Regions from separate parts of the Homo sapiens genome. Here region 1 is linked to region 2. A link is a contact called in ENCODE Hi-C or POLR2A ChIA-PET data. All regions are on one chromosome and are shown on one strand. The core of a region is the stretch at or near the end of the contact, and the rest is flanking DNA. Distances in the headings are between cores, read along the strand shown. Region 1 overlaps ABTB2 (ankyrin repeat and BTB domain containing 2). Region 2 overlaps NAT10 (N-acetyltransferase 10).

Region 1 (7,231 bases), core at 293-2,792, 100 kb before region 2:
TAAGACAGGAGAGGATTATTTGAAGTAGGGGAGCCCCAGGGCAGGAGAGCTTCTAAGCCTCAGGAAGGTGCTGGACCAGGACCAGGAGGCTGTCTCCCAATCCCCCTCCTGGCCCCACCCTTCCCCCCATTCTCTCTCCCTGCTCTCCTCTCTTTCAGGCAGGTTGGAGGGTTGGGGGAGTGGCACAGGAGATGCCCTAGCACAGGTTAGGAATCTAGTCTTTCTCTTAGGGTCATGCCCAGCGGTGGTGGGGAGGTCATGATGTCCAGATGGCACTCTCCCCCTGTGACTGAGGAGGGCTGGTTAAGCAGTGGTCATTATCAGCTGCCTGGATGCTCCAAAGACACCTATTCCTAAAGGGAAGTCAGCCCCAAGCCAGGGAAGAGATGGGGCCAGTCCAAAGAAAAGGCTGATAGGAAGTGGGGAGATGCGATGGTTCAGGAAGAGGCTCGTGCATCTGGCCTCCTCGCTGTCACTCCTGCCACGGCTTTCCCAGGCATGGAGTCGTGGGGCTCTGGCCAGCTCTGGTGTGGGGGCTCATGCTGTGTCAGGTGACTTCCTTTCAGCTCAGCCTCATGAACCCCTGGAGCATGAACTCCGAACCACCATCCGGGCCTTGCTGTGAGTTTTGCAGCTTTCATGAAACTCTCCTCTTCCCTGGGATTGCAAGCCCCTGGGTGGAGGGGATGGGAGTGGGGTGGGGCTGACTTTGGCAGCTTAGATCCCTGAGTGCCCTAAACACTGTGACTCCCAGGATGGGACTGGGTGAGGAAAGTCTCCTCCACTGGCTGCAGATTTCCAGTGAGCACAAGAGGAAAACAATACCAGGAATGATTTGGATCTTTTTCTATCGTTCAAGCTCCTGTTTTTTTAGTCTGCGGTGAATCACTCCTCATGTCTCTGTAGATAGCCTCACATTCTGCTTTAGTTGTTTCCTGAGGAACAGTTGTGTCCTCCACTCCATTTTAACTTTCTTTACTGTAATTCCTTATATCTGTGTAGTGCTCTGACTTGAAGAACATACTCACCTTTTTGCATTGCACCTGGTCCCAGCAAATAAAAAAAAGTTCAGGAGTCTTACACAAATGCACGTCAGATAATGAGAGAAAGTAAAGAACCCTCCATGTACTCTCTTATAGCTCAGAGAGTGCGCGGCTTCCCCCAGCATAGCTGACATCCTGCTGGGCATGGCATGGACACCGGTCAACAGTTGGCCCAGGGGAAGGAGGAGGACAGGGTCCCTTTAACAGAGCCAGCCACCCTAGCATTTCACTGGTGCCTGAGACAGTGTCGGGAGCTGTGTTTCTGGCTGTATTTCTCTGTGTGGTCCCCCTTTGGAGATGAGCCCCGCCTCTTCCCCTGGGGCTGTCACTCAGCCAGAGCAGAATCAGTGTCAGCGCTGTCTGAGCAGGCTCCTTGCCTGTCACTAAGGCATGATTCACAGCTGAGTGATGCCCTCTGAAATCAGGGTGCAGAGCCCACGCCCATGGGCAGCCTCACCCGCTCTATTTTGGTGTTGGTTGTCACAGAATATGGGAGGAGCCATTCTCCTTGCCTCTGAGAGGCTCCTCCTACTTCCCCTTTACAACAGCCAGGCCAGCCCCTATTAAGAAGCCAGGGTAGAAGATTTATCTCTTAGCCCACCAGCTTCTACCTGCCAACTCCATGGGTGTAGCCTGAGAGATCAGAAGGAGGAGTAAATATAGGGGTAAAAACACATGTTTGATGGCAGACAGACCTGGATGTGAGTCTTGCTTTGCCTTTAACTAGCTGTGCTTCCTTGGGCAAGTTACTTAACCTCTCTGAACCTCGGTTTTCTCATATGTAAAATGGCAATGATGGTTTCTACCCCCCTAGTTATTCTGAGGATTAAATAGGCAGAAGGTAATTTGCAAAGTGCCTTACACACCTGGTAGGATCTCAGTAATGGCAACTTTAGCTTTATTAGAGGGAGCAGAGCATTTGTAGCCGCAGAAAGAAGTTTGGGGTTGGTGCTCTCTCTCTCAGGGAGGGAAACTTAGTGAAGGCTTCTGAGGATTGGGAGGAATTGCTCTGGAGACTAGAATGATGAAGCGTCTTTCTGCCATGTCTGTTCACTTTCCACATGCATCGCTCCTCTTTCAGGATGAAGTTTTATCTCTGTTTCTGCAGAAAGCTTATCCTAGGGTTTGTTTGAAAAATTGTTGCAGTTGGCCACAACCCTGCCATTTGATGTCAATAAATTCCACTTGTTTTCTCCCATGAGAAACTAAGCTATTTGGGCAAGGAAGGAAGAGATTTCAAGATTCACATTTATCGTCACTTTGTTGAGCAAGTATTTATTGCATATGCACTACATGCCAGACATCTTCATGGGTGCTGGGGATGATTCCCTGGCCCTACAGATTGCAGTCTGGTTGTACTAGAGGACTCTTATGGCCCCTTAAGAAGAACTGGGGAGTCTTCATTTGCCCCTGCTCTTGCACTGAAACCTTCAATGTCTACTTATTGCCAGAAGATACAAGGTCCTTAATGCCTAGATACCCTCAGCCTCCATCTACCTTGCCAGCCTTCCCTCCTCTGTGCTCTTAGAACACCCAGCTCTCCAAGACCCCTGTTCTTTCAGTTCCAAGGCAGCTTGTGCTTTTCTGCCTTGGCTCCTCCCTAGAATCCCAACTCCTATCAATCTTTGCCTGAGTTTCCCAGCTCTATCTTCCAGGACCAGCTCAAGGTGTCACCAGATCCCCAGGGATGCTTTTATAGTCACTGAGCACCATTGGGGTTATTCTGCCAGAGCCATGTAGACCACTCTATACCAGCAAGGTCTCATTTCACAGCCAGGCCACAAGCTTTGTGAGAACAGGACTGTGAACTGGGCTTCTTCAGCCCTCCTGATGTTATAGAGTGATGGATGCTGAAGAAATATTTACTTAGCTAGGCATGGTGGCACATCTGTAGTCCCAGCCACTCAGAAGCTGTGGCAGGAGGATCACTTGAACCCAGGAGTTCAAGGCTGCAGTAAGCTGTGATTACACCACGGCACTCCAGCCTCGGCAACAGAGCAAGACTCTAACAACAAAGAAAAGACATTTCATATATTTACTTAACTGGGACAAAGCTCCGAGTTAGATGTTCAAGTGGGGTAGTGGGGTCAAGCTCAAATGACCTCCCCCTTTCTGGAAGGTCATGAAATGACCTGCCAGGAGGCCTGCCCTCTTGTAAACATTCTAGGCCCTATTGTACTAGAGGATATTCCCCAAGTGCTTTCTACTATTTGAGAAGCCTTGGTGGGGATATTCTTGTCAAAGCTACTTTACGGCTGTTGCTTTTGTAGAACCTGCAGCCAGCTCTGGATATTTTTATGTGAAGCTATTATTTCACCACTTCTTGCCAACTTTTTCATTAATACATATATCGTCCTACACTGACCACAGTTGCAGTTCAGGGCCAGATTCTGAAGCTTGTCCTTAAAGGCATGAGCTTCAGTCATTGATTCAGTGGTGGTCCCATTGACCCCAGCTCCCCTCAAGGCTGCGCATTCACGAGGGTGCAAGTCATGACCACTTGCAAATTCATGTTGCGAGTGTCTTTCATTTTGTTTGTTTGTTTGAGACAGAGTTTCGCTCTTGTTGCCCAGGCTAGAGTGCAATGGCACGATCCCGGCTCACTGCAACCTCTGCCTCCCTGGTTCAAGCGAATCTCTTGCCTCAGCCTCCTGAGTAGCTGGGATTACAGCATGTGCCACCACGCCCGGCTAATTTTGTATTTTTAGTAGAAACAGGGTTTCTCCATTTTGGTCAGGCTGGTCTTGCATTCCCTACCTCAGGTGATCGGCCCGCCTTGGCCTCCCAAAGTGCTGGGATTACAGGCGTGAGCCACCGCGCCCGGCTGTGGTATGCCTTTATGCAGTGTGTGATAGTTTTCCTGTATTTACTAGACATCAGATTGTGACTGCTCCCATAGATTTGGCAGTTGAAATACCCACAACCTCAATGTGTCCTGCTTTGAAAAGTTGTATGTTTGTGTTCACTTATGAAAACCACACTTGTGAACTAATTAACTTGTTTTACGTTCTTAAGGAAGCTGAGGGGAGGGTGTTATGACCACATCAAAGGCCCAAACAGTACCTTTGGTTTTCCTCTGAAGGCAGAATCACCCCTGAAATGGATCAGGCTGTAATCCACTTTACTTTCTGCTTTTTAAATTCCTACTTTCAGTAATAGCCTTCCTGGTTTCTAGGAATGTAGAATGGAAATGAAGTCATAATTAAAGGTAGTAAGGAAGGGTTTTTTTTGTTTGTTTGTTTGTTTGTTTAATAGGAAACTGGTAGTTAACCCTTTAAAAAATGAACAGAGGCCAGGTACAGTGGCTCATACCTAGCACTTTTGGAGGCTGAGATGGGAGGATCACTTGAGGCCAGGAGCTTGAGACCAGCCTGGGCTACAAATGAGATCCCCCACCCTCTACAAAAAAATTAAAAATGTGCTGGGCATGATGGTGCAAGCCTCCCCTAGCTACTGGAGAGGCTAAGGTGGGAGGATCACTTGAGCCCAAAGGCTGCAGTGAGCTATGATTGTGCCATTGCACTCCAGCCTGGGTGACAGGGCAAGACCCTGTTTTTTTTTTTTTTTTTTTTTTTTTTAAGAAAAATTATAGATAAGTAAATTGAATGATTGCTACCTGGTGTTCCCTTTGGGTTTTCCCACAGTGGATCCATAAGCTGAGCAAGGACCTTGCCCACCAGGTGTAGCTATTCTTTCTCCCTGTGCTTGTGTAATACACAGCATATACATGCCTTCTTCCTCGAGTTAAGACATAAATGCCCAACAGATATGTGTCTTTCTCCTTTATGCCTCTGAACCGATTTCCTCATGTACAAAATGGTGCCGATAATTACTTTTCTCATAGAGTTGTTTAAATGTTTTCTCATAGGAGGTTTAAATGAAATGGTACATGTGAAGTGCTTAGCAGAGTATCTGATTTGTAGTCAATGCACAATCTGTATCAGCTATTGCTATAATTGGTGGTGTCATTGGTTTGCTAAGATTTCTTGGCCTGCATTTTGGCCCTGGCTGGGCCTTGACTCCTCAATACATGTACAGATGCTCCTTGACTTAAGATGGGGTTATGTCCAGATAAGCCCATTGTAAATTGAAAATATAAATCAAAATGCACTTAATACACCTAACCTACTGAACGTCATAGCTTAGCCTAGCTTACCTTAAACATGCTCAGAACACTTACATTAGCCTACAATTGGACAAGATCATCTAACCCAAAACCTATGTTATAATAAAGTGTTGAATATCTCATGTAACTTATTGATTACTGAAAGTGAAACACAGAATGGTGGTGTGGGTACTTGAAGTACTGCTGCTACTGAATGTGTATGGCTTTCCCACCACTGTAAAGTCAAACATCATAAGTCAGGGACCAGCTGTCTCCAGCATTCCTCCTTCGCAGCTTTGGGAGGGGGTGGTGCTGGCATGAGAACTAAGCTGAGGAACCTGTAGCGGTGGCTCCACCAGCCAACAGGCCAAGACAGCTGCACACCAGAGGCCTTGGCCCAGCTTAAGAAATGGAACTTCTGGGGGCCAGGTGCAGTGGCTCACGTCTGTAATCCCAGCACTTTGGGAGGCTGAGGTGGGCGGATCACCTGAGGTTGGGAGTTCAAGACCAGCCTGACCAACATGGAGAAACCCCGTCTCTACTAAAAATACAAAATTAGCCGGGCATGTTGGTGCATGCCTGTAATCCCAGCTACTTGGGAGGCTGAGGCAGGAGAATTGCTTGAACCCGGAAGACAGAGGTTGCGGTGAGCCGAGATCATGCCATTGTACTCCAGCCTGGGTGATAAGAGTTAAACTCTGTCTCAAAAAAAAAAAAAAAAAGAAAAAAGAAAAAAAGAAAAGAAATGGAACTTCTGGCAAAAAGTGATTTGTTGAGCATTCTGAGGCTCAATACAAAGAAACTCATTTGTGTAGGTATGAACTTTGGAAAAAACCACCTAAAGAAGTATGTGAGGTTTTCTGTTGTGGTAGGGTTCAAAGCAAGTTGAAATGGCGAAGAGTACAGATATCAAGAAAAAGGTCCAGGGAGACAAGATTTGTCTTTTTTTTTTTTTTTTTTTTTTTTTTGAGATGGAGTTTCACTCTTATTGCCCAGGCTGGAGTGCAATGGTGCGATCTCGGCTCACTGCAACCTCCACCTCCTGGGTTCAAGCGATTCTCCTGCCTAAGCCTCCCAAGTAGCTGGGATTACAGGCATGCACCATTACGCCCAGCTAATTTTGTATTTTTAGTAAAGACAGAGTTTCTCCATGTTGGTCAGGCTGGTCTCGAACTCCCAACCTCAGATGATCCACCTGCCTCGGCCTCCCAAAGTGCTGGGATTACAGGCGTGAGCCACCACACCCAGCCCAAGATTTGTCATTTTAAAACCAAACAAAAAAGCCCTTGTATCGAAGTTTGGATAAGAACCTATCCAACCTTGGCCAATTTTGTTGAACTCTGTGGGTTTAGGAAACCCACAGAATTGCCTGAGGGGATTTTGTTGTTACTTTTTTGTTCAGCAGAAGAGTCTCCCTTTGAATAGAATTGTCTTTTAGGAAGAGAGAAAAGGAATGAGAGGTGTGTCTCCTGGCTGATCCAGCAGGCCCCACGCCCCTCATATCCTTATAGGGGCTTGTGCCAGGCATTGGCCTGAACGTTTTAGAAGCTGGCAGCAAAGCCAGTCCCTGAGTGACAGATATTTGTGGCCCCAGGATGAGGAGGGCCTCTCTCCCCTGCTGGGGCCCATGTGTTTCCGTGGCTGCAGCTTCAAGGCCTGGGTTTATTACTCAGTTTACCATTTAGTCTAGAACAGCACAGTGGCTCCTGATACTTTGGGGACAGCTTTGGATTGGAGCTGGTGAGATGGGCTTTTCACCTCTACTGGTGCTCAGTGTGGAAGCAGCAGCCCACCAAAGAGCTTCCATTTCCCTTCATTGTGAAACACCATGCTTTGGAAGGGACCCCAGGGTACATCAGAGTGTATGAGCCCCAGAAGCAGGCTGTGCCGTGGTCTGGAAGGTGGCAGCCCCGTGAGCCACCCAGACACCAGCTCCTGCTCATCTCATGCCTTCCCTCACCTCATCTGGATCAGAGGAGAAAAGCAAATCCACAAAAATCAACACAACTAGAGATCAATTGCTATGCCAGACCCAGTTAGTCTGGTGAGTGCCGCAGGTGTCTCCACACCTCAGATAATTGAG
Region 2 (7,499 bases), core at 4,140-6,639:
AAGTAAATGGGTGGATTCTGGAACCTCAGGCCTAGACTAGGTTGCCTTTGTGGGGGCGATGAAGCAGAGTCCCCTGGTCAAGTCTCTCGGCTCCTTTAATGTAGGATTGAGAGCTGGGCAAACAGGTCCCACTGGGGACTGTGACTCTTGGAGATTAAAGGACAGGGCATTGATGGAAGGTAAGGGCCAGGAGAAGAGGCCTTTCTGCTGTGTCCCCTCACGGCCTTGCCCTCGAATTCTGCAGGCCCTGGGCTCCCCTGACACCTGTCATATTTATGGACCAGACACTGGGGCAGCATCAGGCACAGTCTGTCTGGGTGCAACTTCTTCAGCTGTCTGGCCGCACCTTAAAAACTATTTATTCACCAAAAGCCCCAGGCATTTCAGAAGGTGGCACTCAGGTCACCCTGAAAAGCCCCCAGGGGCTTGCAATTCTGGAAAATATTTTGACTAGCTGCTTGGCTGGATGTACAAAGAAATAGGCATTATTTTATTGCTGTAATATTGTATGATACTTTAACTGTACAATAATGTTGTCACTTACTGTAAATGTACTATGGTTTTATTAACAATAAACACTCATTAACAATGACCTTGGCCTCACTGCTCCTGGTAGAGGGTTACTCAGAGTTCAGAACTGGGGAGGAGCCCCTTAGGACCAGGAAGAGATCCCAGAGCTAACGCTGTTACTCAGGTCTCCCCCCTCTCAGAGCCAAGACCCTACCAAAGCCATTGCTGTGGCCACCCAGCACTCGCCTCTCTCCAGAAACGAAGCCTGGATCCATTCCTCACCCGCCCACGCTCACATTTAATTAAGCACATGTGTGCCACTGAGCTGGACAGACACCAAATGACTGAGGAATATGACACTATCAGGCTTTCCTGATCTCCACTCCCATCCCCTCCACGGCCCTTTATGTGGGAGCTATTTTGGGGGTTGTCTTCAGAGGCACATCCCCAAATGGCACAGCCCACCAAAGTGGCAGCAGGGCCTCCTTCACCCAGGCCTGACCTGGCCTGATTGATTTGAGGGACCTATCCCTGGGTGACTGCTGCCCCCAGGCCCAGCTAAGCTAAGCTGGCTGTACCACCACAAGGCCACTAGCAGAGGTAATGGAGGGAGATGGTGAGGCGCCGACTCAGGTCCAAGAGTGTACTGGAGTTATGGCTGTAGTTTTAGGTGCAAAGTTCAGGCACAAATATAAGTTTTTAAAACATTCCCTGCCAGTTAGCTGGGCATAGTGGTGCACATCTGTATTCCCAGCTGCTCAGGAGGCTGAGGTGGGAGGATCACAGAGCCCAGGGGTTCGAGGCTGCAGTGAGCTATGATCACCCCTGCACCTCAGCCTGGACAACAAAGCAAGACTCTCTCTCAAAAAAAAAGTCGCCTGCCTGCCTGCCTGAAACAGGTATAGAAATTCCTAAGGTCACTGAGAACCTGAACCAAAGTGGCTGTGGGTCAGTGACCGGCCGTGACTCAGGCGTTAGGGGAACGACATAAAGATCCCAGTCCCTGGCAAAGCCCAATTCCAGCAGGAGCTGCGCAGGGCAGCTCGAGGCCCAGCCTGGGGACCTGTGGCCGCACAGACCCATGGTGCCCTCTGGGGGCCACTAGGAGGGGGCGCACTCCCCCACACCATCTTCCTGTGCAGTGGCCCAAGACGGTGGTGGAGCGGGCTGTCCGTCCCCAGCACTTGCCATTCAAAGTGGCTGCCCTTCATGGGTCTGTGTCCAGCGTCCCCACAAGTTCCCCCATCCCTGCAGGACATGCCTTGGTCCGTACCCAGCCTAGAAAGCAAGATCTAGTTGCATTCTGGCTCCAGATGAGGGATCCACCATTTCCTCTCTTGAGAGGGTGAGTGGGGGGTTGAGAGAAAGTGGAGGTAGGAAGGAGGGAGCGGGCCCCTTGGAGCCTGTGGGTAGCAGGAATACATTTTTGAATAAACATTTAAAATTAAAATAATTACCAAAAAAAAGCAGACATGCTTCCAAGGGGCTAGGACTCAAACAGAAATGATCACTTACCCAGGCAGCTGGACCTCCTAATTCCGGGCCACTGCTCACGGCCTGCCCTGCTCCGCCTGCTATGAGCAGCCACAGGCAGGCTTGGGGGAGTTACCCTCTTACTGGAGCCCTTGAGGACCCAGGTGCTGTGAGCATGGGTTGCATCTACAGGGATTTCACTCGGCTCCAGTGGGTCCACAGGCAAGCATAAGCTGGCGCCTTAGCCGTCTCCAAAGAAAACACCTCTCCAGAGGTGGCAGGTACCAGTCTGCTCCTGCACCGACAGGGCTAACACTGAGATTGTCCTTTTTGAGGCTGTCTGGTTTCTTTCCTGCATTCAAATCTTCTCCTGAAGCTTTCCTTTAGGCTCTCGGCCTGGAAGGCCAGTTATCCTTTTCCACATTAGTCCCCGTGCCAGATACCAGGTGGCTAGAGCTTTCTCAACGGAACCAGCCCAAGCAGGAAGCCCCGGCCTCTCCCTTTCAGGCTGCCTTTCAAGTCCGCTTTGCAGGATCCAGATGATGTTTAACTGGAACCAATTGTTTGTAGAATCAAGGGCATGCCCCCTCAGGGGCAATCCCCTGAAATTGTCTATTCCAGCCCAAGGGGCTTCCGACCCCACCCCCTCCTCCAGGCCTGCAGAATGGCTGCGGGTGTTGTAACAGGCCTCAGATAATGAGTCTACATTTTTCCAAGGTGACGGTCACTTATTTCTGCCCCTCCCCCACCTCCCAGCCTCAGCGGCCCCCTTTGTGTCCCGTCTCCTGGTCATCCGGAGTCCTCCGGGACTTCCGGGCCAGATGAGCAGTGGAAGCACTGAAGCAGGCCGGCATTAGCCCCGCCTGGCGAGGGGGTATGGGGGGTGACCATTTAGTAACCTTCTTTGTTCAGGCTTCTTCAGGCTCTTCCCCTTCTGGTGACAGCACTCATGGCTGGCCTATCTGAATTCATTTCGCAAGTGACATTTCCTAAGACAGCCAAGCTTTACAGATGTCACTCTGTCTGGGGGCCAGATGGTGAGGTGTGGGGGAGACATGCCTTTTCAGGTTTGAAGGAGAACCCAAGATCATGACCATAAAATGCAAAGACCCAAGCGTGTGTTTAGGAACACACACTTTGCAAATAAAGAGGCCTTGTCCAAGGATACAGAGATATTATACAGAGCCAGACAAGTCTGACTGCAAAATGCATGCTCTTCGCTGGCCAAGGGAGACTCCTTTTCTAGCTTAGGTTGTGGTTTTATAACATGGCCAGTCCTGGCCAAGTGTGGTGGCTCATGCCTCTAATCCCTATACTCTGGGAGGCCCAGGCGGATCACTTGAGGCCAGAGTTCCAGACCAACCTGGGCAACATATTGAGACTCCATCTGTACATAATTTTTAAAATTAGGCAGGTGTGGTGGTGAGCACCTTCCCAGCTGCTTGGAAGGCTGAGGTGGGAGAATGGCTTCAGCCCAAGAGTTCAAAGCTGCAATGAGCTATGATTGAGCCACCGCACTCCAGCTTGGGCAACAGAGCAAGACCCTGTCTGTTTTCAAAAGAACACCACAGCTAGTCCTTATTGAGTATTCTTAGAGCTGGCATGTAACTGAACTTGAGCGGCTCCTCTAGTTAGATCTGATGAGTGCCCAGAACCCAGAGGCACTTGCTATGTGCCAGGCACTGTTCTAAACGTTTCCCATTCTACCCCACCCACTTCTCACCACAGTCCCGTGACGGAGGTGCTATTCCTACCACTCAAATTTTGCAGAAATGGACCTGAAGGGCAGGTAGGATGAAGTAACCTGCCCAAGGCCACGGTGAGCGTCAGGGCAGAGCAGTCTACCTCCAGAGCCCTCACCTTGCACCCCAAAGCAGAGCCAGCCGGGGAGACTTTGAGGGTAGAGACACTAAACAAAAGCTTCCTTACCTGTAGGATGATATGCCTGGACAACTTGCACAGTCCCATCCAGCTCTGACCATTTGAGCATGTGACTCTGCTTCTGGCCACGGTCTAAGAAAACCCTCTTTGAAAGGCAGGTTCAGGCACCCACCTGAGAAAATAAATAAAAATTATTTTCATGCCCCCTCCCTGCCTCCAGCAAAATTTCCTACAGACCTAACAGAGGTCTGTGGCCAGGAAACTTCAGTCCCAAGAAACGAAAGACCCCTAGGCTCATGTCCTGACAGCCTCGGTGACAAGCCTCAGCAGCCCTAGGGTCGCATACAGAACCTGCTCTTCTCCCTGTGGGGACGAGTCCTAGGAGCTGTATATGAAATACCCTTAGGCTGAGAAGTTACCGTTTCCTTCCCTGTCCTTCTCTGAACCTAGACAACATATCGGGGCTGCAGACTCATTAGCCTGGATACCATTAAACAAACATACCAAAGTATGTGTAAAGCCACCAGGTTACCTCTGTTCCCAACAAATGGAAGGGACCAAGTGACCTGGAAGGAGCTGGGAAGGAAATGAGGCAGTTCTAGCTGGCTTCCAGCCACCACACCAAGCCCCTCGAGGTGACCATAGCCACCTGCCACTTCTCCCGCAGACTCCTGGGCTGGGAAGCCCTAGACACACTGCTCACCTTTGACCTTGATACCAACACCTTCCAAATTCCACCAGGCAGCCAAGACCCACCAGAAGAAACGTCCAGGTGCGTGGATTTCAGAACACTCACAGGCAGCTGATCTTTCTAGAATGTTATTTATTAAAAATAGATTCTCTATCCTTCCCCTCACCCCTGCGAGCAAAGTGGCCTTTCCCAACATCTTTTCCCAAATGGATGAAACAGGTCTTGAGGACGCAGATGTGGCATTCTACATAAACTACAGGATCAGGCTTTTCTGGGACAGTGGGTCTGCTGGAGCCAAGAGTGGAACAGCACAAGACAACATCAGCAAACCCTGGCGCACCTAACCGCGGGCTGCCATGGATGCCGGGACGGACTGGAGTTCCTCCTGCTCCAGGTACAAGTCCACAAAGAGAGACCCAGCGGCCCAGCAGCAGCCTCCTGGGCACCACCAGAAAGCGATGTACTTAAGGGCCTCAGGCGGTCGAGAGGCAACGTGGCTTCCACATGTGTGGGAATGAGACTAAAAAGCTGGCTCAAAGCAAAATATGAACTTATAGGAAAGGAGGGCCCTGGACTGGGCAGGAAGAGAGAGACTCGTGGCAATTCTAGAGATGGCAGTGCCCAGCCATCAAGTTCTAAAGAGACCCATTTGGGAGTGACTCTGCCTTTAGCCAGGTTGAGCTCACAGACACACAGGCCCAGAGGCCGAATTCGCGGCCAGCTTCCAGGTGTGCCGGGGCCTCTCGTTGCTTTTAACAGTCCAGCCAGAGAGGGTTCAGTTAGTGAGAGTATCTTCCCATGATCAAACACAGATGCCCGAGTTTCTCTTCACTATTTCTTCCGCTTCAGTTTCATATCTTTTTTGTTCTTTGTCTCTCTGTTCTTCAACTTCTTGCTCTGTTTGGGTTCTTGTTTGGCCTCTAACTTCCTTTTCTTGTCACTAGAGAAAAATCAAAAATAGAAAGAATGAAATATGTACAGATCTGAACATCTGAGACTGCTTTAAGCTTGCTTTGCTTTGTCAAAAAGGGTTTCCACCGTCTGAAACTTGATGTAGGCCACCCAATTGGACATTAATGTTCTCTGCAAACCTATTAGGGGGCAGGCATTGTGCTGGGGCTGGGGACACACCATACAGACCAGCTCCTGCCCTGAGCCAGCTCTTAGTCTGTGGAAGAACAAATCTCGATCTTAACACCTGAAATCCGGGTTCTCCTCAGGGTGCAGTACACTCTGCTCCCCTCTCCCAAGACAGACCTAAGGCACCACAAGGATTCCCCACCACCACTCTCACCACTGCAGTGACTCTGGAAACTAGACATATTCATCCCAATGACCCTGAAGACAGTCCTTAATACAAGGCATGAGACTCCAAGGAAAACCCTGCCATACTTTCTGATGTGCTACTATTATTTTATTTTTCCTATATGAGAAGAAGAAAACCCAAACAACAGTAACTCAGGTGACACCCTGCGACCAGCCCCTGGATTCTTCATTGATATCCTGGCATAGGAATCACTCAGCAAACGGCCACCTGCCATTAAGAAACTTACAGGTTAAATTTTGCTCTGGGAACAAATACTTCCCTATAAGGAGACCGTGAAGAGTTCAGTCCAGAGACCATTAACATCATATGAATGAAGTACCTCTCAAAGGAAGAAAAAGAAAGGCCTCAGAGGACTTAATGATAGCTACCAGTATTTTTAGCTCACAAAGTTCAAGCTTTCACATTTACTCAGAGCCATCAAGCACATGAACAACCACACAACACTGGTTTGTTGGGCTCGAGAGGCTTCTCACTACCAGCAATGGCCAAACAAATGGCAGGAAAGGCCAAGCTCTGCAGAGTGAGGAGCTGAGGCCGTCTCCACAGCAAGCATGCTCCCCGGCCTTTTGTTCCAGTCAAAGCCACCGTGCTCAAGGCCAAAGCCATCATGGGCCCTGTGCTACATTTGCCATACTGTACAAAACAGAGACAGGTCACACTGACAGTGGGCTTCTGTGCTGCACCACAAAGCATCTGGGAAATGAGGCCGGCATCGATGCTGGATCCTTCAAGATGCCACAGTGACTAACGGAGACTCTGGAAGACAGTACCTGATTTCTGGGATCTATAGTTCCTAGAGACACAAGGTTTCCTCTTCCCGAATGTTTCCAAAATATAAGCTTTTAAGGAAACCAATAAATAGGGGATTGCCAAAATCTCACCCTCCCCATCAACCCCCAAATCAGCTGTGAAAGCCTCAATTCCAGTGGCTCTGGGCAGGGGAGGCCTCATTGTACTCCCAGGGAAAACTGATGAAGGTTCCAGCCTAAGTTATTTACAAATGCACCACTCTGCAGATAAGAAGCTTGGAGTGAAGATTTTCAAAGAGTGGTCTAGGGACTGCTGGGGTCCCTAAGACCCTTTCAGGTGTCCACAAGGTCAAAATGTATTTGGATTAGTATGAAAACAGTTATTTGCCTTTTTTCATTTTCATTCTCTCACAAATATTCAGTTTTCCAGAGAGTATAAGATATGACAGCAAAATAGTGTCAGTGAAGACACAGACATTAGTATCCGGCTGCCTTCTGTTAAGCCAGATATTGAAGAGATTTGCAAAAATGTAAATGTAAAACAATGCCACTCTTCTCACCAAAATTTTTATGAAAAAGAGTATTTTTCAAAACGACTGAGTCCGTTATTACTGTGAACAAATGAATTTTTTTTAAATTTCTCAGTTTTTCATTTATTTTCTTTTTAAAATTTTTTTGCAGAGACAGGGTCTGCTATGTTGCGCAGGTTGGTCTTGAACACCTGGGCTCAAGCGATCCTCCTACCTCGGCCTCCCAAAGTGCTGAGATTACAGGCGTGAGCCACTGCACCTGGCCAGTTTTTCATTTCTAATATGGGAAATTTCCATAGATATAACCAACAAAAGTCCTTTGGGGACCTTAATTGTTA

Evidence for each region. Hi-C counts contacts between places; a loop is a spot of excess contacts on that map. ChIA-PET counts read pairs that join two places held with the same protein, here RNA polymerase II (POLR2A). Pooled maps may share reads with other maps.
Region 1: a loop to region 2 is called in a map of DLD1, with 6 times the contacts of the local background. The contact joins two enhancer-like sites. A Hi-C loop is called at or near these places in 1 of 168 maps with a recorded cell type or tissue (DLD1), 2 of 37 single-sample maps with no recorded cell type and 3 of 50 pooled maps. POLR2A ChIA-PET finds 5 or more read pairs at or near these places in 3 of 52 experiments (OCI-LY7, PC-3 and activated T-cell).

What each region holds. Positions count from the first base shown.
Region 1 is chr11:34,245,487-34,252,717 of GRCh38, reverse strand. The region is part of intron 1 of ABTB2 (ankyrin repeat and BTB domain containing 2); the gene reads left to right. Among named protein-coding and RNA genes, the nearest start is that of ABTB2, 110 kb to the left of the region's middle. RefSeq lists a silencer at 1,242-1,536. Within about 2 kb of position 1,542, at least 13 of the 41 ENCODE cell types and tissues checked have a DNase peak (open chromatin) inside an H3K27ac peak, as active enhancers do.
Region 2 is chr11:34,144,080-34,151,578 of GRCh38, reverse strand. It overlaps NAT10 (N-acetyltransferase 10), which reads right to left. Exons shown (of 29, transcript NM_024662.3): 29 at 4,671-5,495. The coding sequence ends at 5,387. It overlaps ABTB2 (ankyrin repeat and BTB domain containing 2), which reads left to right. Exons shown (of 17, transcript NM_145804.3): 17 at 1-592. Among named protein-coding and RNA genes, the nearest start is that of NAT10, 42 kb to the right of the region's middle. RefSeq lists enhancers at 1,130-1,659, 5,969-6,138, 6,369-6,608. Within about 2 kb of position 5,389, at least 3 of the 41 ENCODE cell types and tissues checked have a DNase peak (open chromatin) inside an H3K27ac peak, as active enhancers do.